Linked DNA regions of Mus musculus: region 2 is linked to region 1. The links are chromatin loops, found by intact Hi-C in ENCODE. Cell type or tissue: left cerebral cortex. All regions are shown on one strand.

What was found. A loop is a pair of places that touch in the nucleus more often than their neighbours do. Peaks named below come from ENCODE experiments on the same cell type or tissue, not always from the same donor. Only the 100,000 strongest peaks of a DNase experiment are listed, where the experiment ranks them.
Region 2: a loop joins it to region 1, with 3 times the contacts of the local background. A loop is called at or near these places in 9 of 42 quality-filtered maps.

Annotation. Positions count from the first base shown.
Region 1 is chr3:55,372,261-55,374,760 of GRCm38, forward strand. The region is part of intron 3 of Dclk1 (doublecortin-like kinase 1); the gene reads left to right. Among named protein-coding and RNA genes, the nearest start is that of Gm9831, 30 kb to the right of the region's middle. In left cerebral cortex, a CTCF peak has its summit at 1,513; a DNase peak (open chromatin) is centred at 1,632; H3K4me3 peaks cover 436 bases; H3K27ac peaks cover 1,219 bases.
Region 2 is chr3:55,475,801-55,478,300 of GRCm38, forward strand. Dclk1 (doublecortin-like kinase 1) reads left to right here. Exons shown (of 17, transcript NM_001195538.2): 7 at 2,005-2,089. Gm31443 (a long non-coding RNA gene) reads right to left here. Exons shown (of 2, transcript XR_003954477.1): 2 at 1-348. Among named protein-coding and RNA genes, the nearest start is that of Gm31443, 6.1 kb to the right of the region's middle. In left cerebral cortex, no CTCF peak of the experiment used is centred here; DNase peaks (open chromatin) are centred at 1,123 and 2,234; H3K27ac peaks cover 670 bases.

The DNA of each region.
Region 1 (2,500 bases):
ACAAAAACACACACCACATACCACGCACACTACATACACACTCACACACATCACATACCACACACACTACAAATACATACACACTCACACACATCACACAGCACACACACAAACACACACATACCACACACCACACCACACCACACACGCATCATACACACATACACACCATAGACACACACACACACCACACCACATACACATATATACACCACACACACACACACACAAACACACCATACCACATACCATGCACATCACATACATAAACAAACACCACACACCACATACCATGCATACTACATACACACTCACGCACACCACACCACACACACATCACATACATACAGACCATAGACACACACACACCACACCACACCACACCACACCACATACACATATACATAACACACACACAGAACCACTCTCCACCTTATTTTACAAGCTCACTGAGTCAACTGGACAGACTGACAAAGCTTCAGTCTGTCTCCCCAGCTCTGAGATCCCAGGAGCACAAGAGGCTATGCTGATCTTACTATACACCAGTCCTAAGTTAGATTCCTTCAGGACCTCCTGTTTATACAGCAAGCATTCTACCAACTGTGCCACCCCCCAGCCCAGGAATGAAAATGTTTAATTTTTTTTAAGTTGAAAGTTTTGTTAGGAAGAATTATTATAAAATTGTTGCCATTTGCACAAGGTTATCATCAAAGTAATGAGAAAATAAAAATGCAACGATGATTTATTTTATGAAAATAACCTTATAAAGTTTTTGTGTGAGTTCATAATGAATTGTAGACACATTTCATAACTGATTATAAAGAGGAAAGCTCATAATAGCTGGTTTACAACACCATATTTTATAAGAACACTGAGTGTGAACACAGAATAGAGGCCAAGCGTGGGATGAAATGGAGAGAGACACCCTGGCTCTGTTTTGTTTTGGGTCCTGGGGAGCCTGTATATACCACGTTTTAATTGACAGCTGTTTGCAATGGTGAATTATGAATCCCTTTTGATGCAGCCTCTTAAGTCACAAGGAAAGAACATTTTTTAACTTCACAAAAAGTGTTTCTCTTCCTTCGGTAGAAGTTCATGTGAGCAGCAGCAGGGAACAGTGTCTGCAGAGGACTAAAGTTCAATTCCCAGCACCTCTGTCAGGCAACTCAGAACCACCTCAAGCTCCAGCTCCACACACACTCATACACATCAATAAAATGAAAACAGATCTTTAAAACATGAGCAACAGAACTTTTATGTCTACTCTATCAGGAAAAGTGGAAAGAAAGTTAAAGGATTGTACCGTACGTAATCAGTGCGTTCAGTAAATGGACTGAATGTCTTGGCTTTCATCTTTATACTGGCTTATTTTATTTTATCTTTATGTATTTTATTTTATTTTATTTTATTATTTTATTTTATTTTATTTGCAATGATCTCTTACCATTTGAAGGGTCCTCTCAGCATCCAGAAATGTCTGAGGTCTATCCTCCATTTGGTGTGTAGAGGGCGCTCTTGTAAAGAAAATCTCCTCTCCAAGGCTCCCTGATAAGAATATAGGCCAGCTTCCTGCTATCTTTGTTGCCATGGAGACCACACTCCAGTGAGGGGCAATGGATTCCGTGGTCCCGATTTAGAAATGTGTAACCAGCAGATGCCTTTACTGCCTTTGTTTCAATCTTTGCCCTTGCGGAGCGACTCAGGCCGGAAGCAGAGCCGAGGAAGTCCGTGTTTGCCTGCATGGTTTTGTTTCTTCTGTACAACATCTGTCTCCTGAGACGGATGCACTGGCATGATGAGCCAATGGAGAAGACAAGACGCGAATTCATAGCTAGAAAAAGAAATGCACTCTCCTCCAGCCAAAGAAGCAATTCAAATTAGTTTAAAGGAAAAAAAATGTTCTTATTAGACACTTGCTTATACTGTTAATATACCATATATGTGATAACTACTTACATAACTGTTAAATCAACTGAAATGTCTGAGACATACATGCCAGGGTACAGGTTTCTGTAGATTTGAAAGGACTTATTTTGCTGTAGATTGGCAGTTAAGAGCCCGCATTTGAATTCTAACTGGATTCAAATTCCTTCTTGTCTTCTACTCCATCCTAGGCTGTCCGCTTCATTTACAAATTGGGGTTCATACCACCATAGTGTAATTTAGTGCTCTCATCACTGTGACTAACAAATAATCAACCTCTATAGAGGAAAACGTTGATTTGGGTTCACACTTTGGGAGGATTCAGTACATAGGTGATCGCTTTGGGATCTTTGACAAAGCTGGGTGTCAGTCACAGTGGGACCGAGGGAAAGCACAACTGTGACTAGGGACCCAAAGAAGATGGGAGGAGCTGAGGGTGCACTGTGCCCTGAGTAACCTAAGGACCTGCCACCAGGAAGCACCTGTACTAACTCCTAATAGCACCATGCTGGGAGAAGAGGGAACCTCAAATAAGTAAGGCTTCCACAAGAGCTACAGGCAAACCTGGAGGGCATTT
Region 2 (2,500 bases), 100 kb after region 1:
ATGTCTTTGGATTGTAAACTATGGAATACAATATAAGGTAGCACCTGCCACCTACAACCCATGACATATCTACACTATGCAACACCATTTGCAATGCCAAGAGAAACAAACAAACAAACAAACAACGACAAAACCCACAAAACCCAGGGCTAGAAAGCCCAGAAGAGACGTTCTCCAGCTTACCCATTTTATTTAGTGCTTTTCTGTCTGGATTGCCATTGCATTTTGAACGATGCAGGAGACCAAGAATCTTGCTGTTCTGAAAAGTACACACCTCTTCCAGTGCAACCATGTTAAAGTTTATTTTCTCCAGCCTGTGATGTAATAAACCTGCCGTGGCCCAGCCTTCTGTAGAGATATGATAAGTACAGATATGATAACATTTTCACAAACAGGAATTCTTGAGAGTCAAGCGAGTGACTTTGAAGCTGATACATTGACAGTGCCTCCGACATGGTGGGTTGTGATTCTGTACTATAGTGCTTTTGAAAAGAAAAAGAAAAGCGAGCCCTCTGTTTGGAAGTTAGGATCTTTGCTGTGGGATGTGACATACCTGTGTTCCTAGTCAGTCAGAGGCTACATAAGAGCAGATGAGTTCAGGCCTCCAGGTGTATTGAGGGAATATTTTTGTGATATGTGGAAGTTCAAGGCACATTATGTAGACTGTATCACACTAGGGGGTATACAACAGTAATATCAAAACTTCTAGAATGTTCTATAAGGAAGAAGAGGTATTGTCAATACTATAATTTCCATTCTAATCTTATCAACTGTCAACATTAATGAACTCATCAATGGGATATATCCATCTTTGTCCCTTCGTCACTTAGGAAATGCCTCAGATGGCCCTGGAGTGGGTACATGGTATATCCTCAACTACATAGATCTGTCTTATGAAGACAAAGGTATTTGGGTTTTCTGTGCAGGAGGCTGTTGGGTATGAGCCACATACAACTTCTCTGCCCCTTTTGTGCTCAGTTATAGCTGGATGGAGCCGGGTGGAGGTTGAATGGGAGACGGGTAAGCAGAGGAAATGTAGGTCAAGTTTGCTTCTCATCACCACTTCGTGATAAATGCAACTACAGCCGCTCTCCCTTCTCTCTGCTCCACAGACAGCCAGCACCATGAGCCAATGCCGCCCCCTCACCGCCTCCTGCTCCCATCAGGCCAACCAAGTGGATAAACCCAGGGAACAGAAGGAAGAACTTTTAGGATGAGCTGTGTTCACTATTTAGAAATAGCATAACTGTGTGAAAAATTGTTTTCTCAAGAAGTAGGGGTGGAGACGGAAGCATTCCATTGTTAAATATTGTACCCAGTCAGTTCTAATATTAAATATTTTCCCTCCCACTGTAGTCAAAGCCCTGTTTGCTTACATGGGTCTTCAGTCAAACCTGCCTGAATTACAGGAGACTCTTCTGACCTAGGCTTTAATTTTGCCTTTCTCTCAGACATATTAAGGAACATGCCAAGTTGGCCTCAGGTTTACTGTGTATCTCTATCTCAAAGCGGAGAGTGGCAAACCCACTCTTCTACTTTTCTCTTAAAGTTTTGCTAAAGCTGAGTTGTTTGCTGGGTTTTTGTTTTGTAGAATATTTATAACTAACTTAAGAGACATTTTTGATCTTGTCAAAGTAAAAAAAAAAAAAAAAGCAGATAAAGCCAGAATGGCACTACATTTGACTCAGGATAGAATAGAAGACAGAGTGAGACATCTAAAATCTGGCAAACGGGAGCTCAAGGGTGCTGATTTTGAGAAAAGCAGTCCAGTGTTCAAACGATTAGCCTCTCCTAGTTGCTCATCTTATTGGCTACTCGTGAGGGTGGGAATTGTGGCACTCATTAGATATTCTGAAGACCTCCTTTTCCAAGTTTAAAGACCAATTTCTCCCTGGGATGGGGCAACACTAGCTCCTGAGATTCCGGGCTGGGTATGGTGTGTTGAGGCTCCCTCATTCTGACCCAGGTTTTTTTTTTTCTTCTTCTGCTTCTGTTCCTTTCCAGATCTCTCAGCATGGCGGCTCCTCGACTTCACTTTCATCCACTAAAGTTTGCAGCTCAATGGATGAGAATGATGGCCCTGGGGAAGGTGATGAGCTTGGGAGAAGGCACAGCTTGCAGAGGGGATGGAGGAGGGGTTAGCTGAATTTACTTTGCAAACTATCATATCTGAAACACAAAGAGCAGACAAACCTCAGCAGCTCCCGTGGGACTGACTCTCACTGGGGACAGGAGTGGGTGATTCCTACAGGTGCTAGCACCCACTGTCTGGGAGTGGGAAGGAAGAGTTGGCCCAACTGAATCCTTTCACATCCTCTGTGGGTGTGTGATGCTTAAGAACACCAGCAATTGTCTGCCTTTGTGCTCCCCTGCTCTACTCCCCTTCCATAAAAGAAAAGACAACTGTGTCTTGGATGTGAGCACCCATAGGTGGGCTCCAACCTACGGGAGTTCAAACCATCAAACTACATATACTTCTTTTCGTTCCTGGTAACGCCAA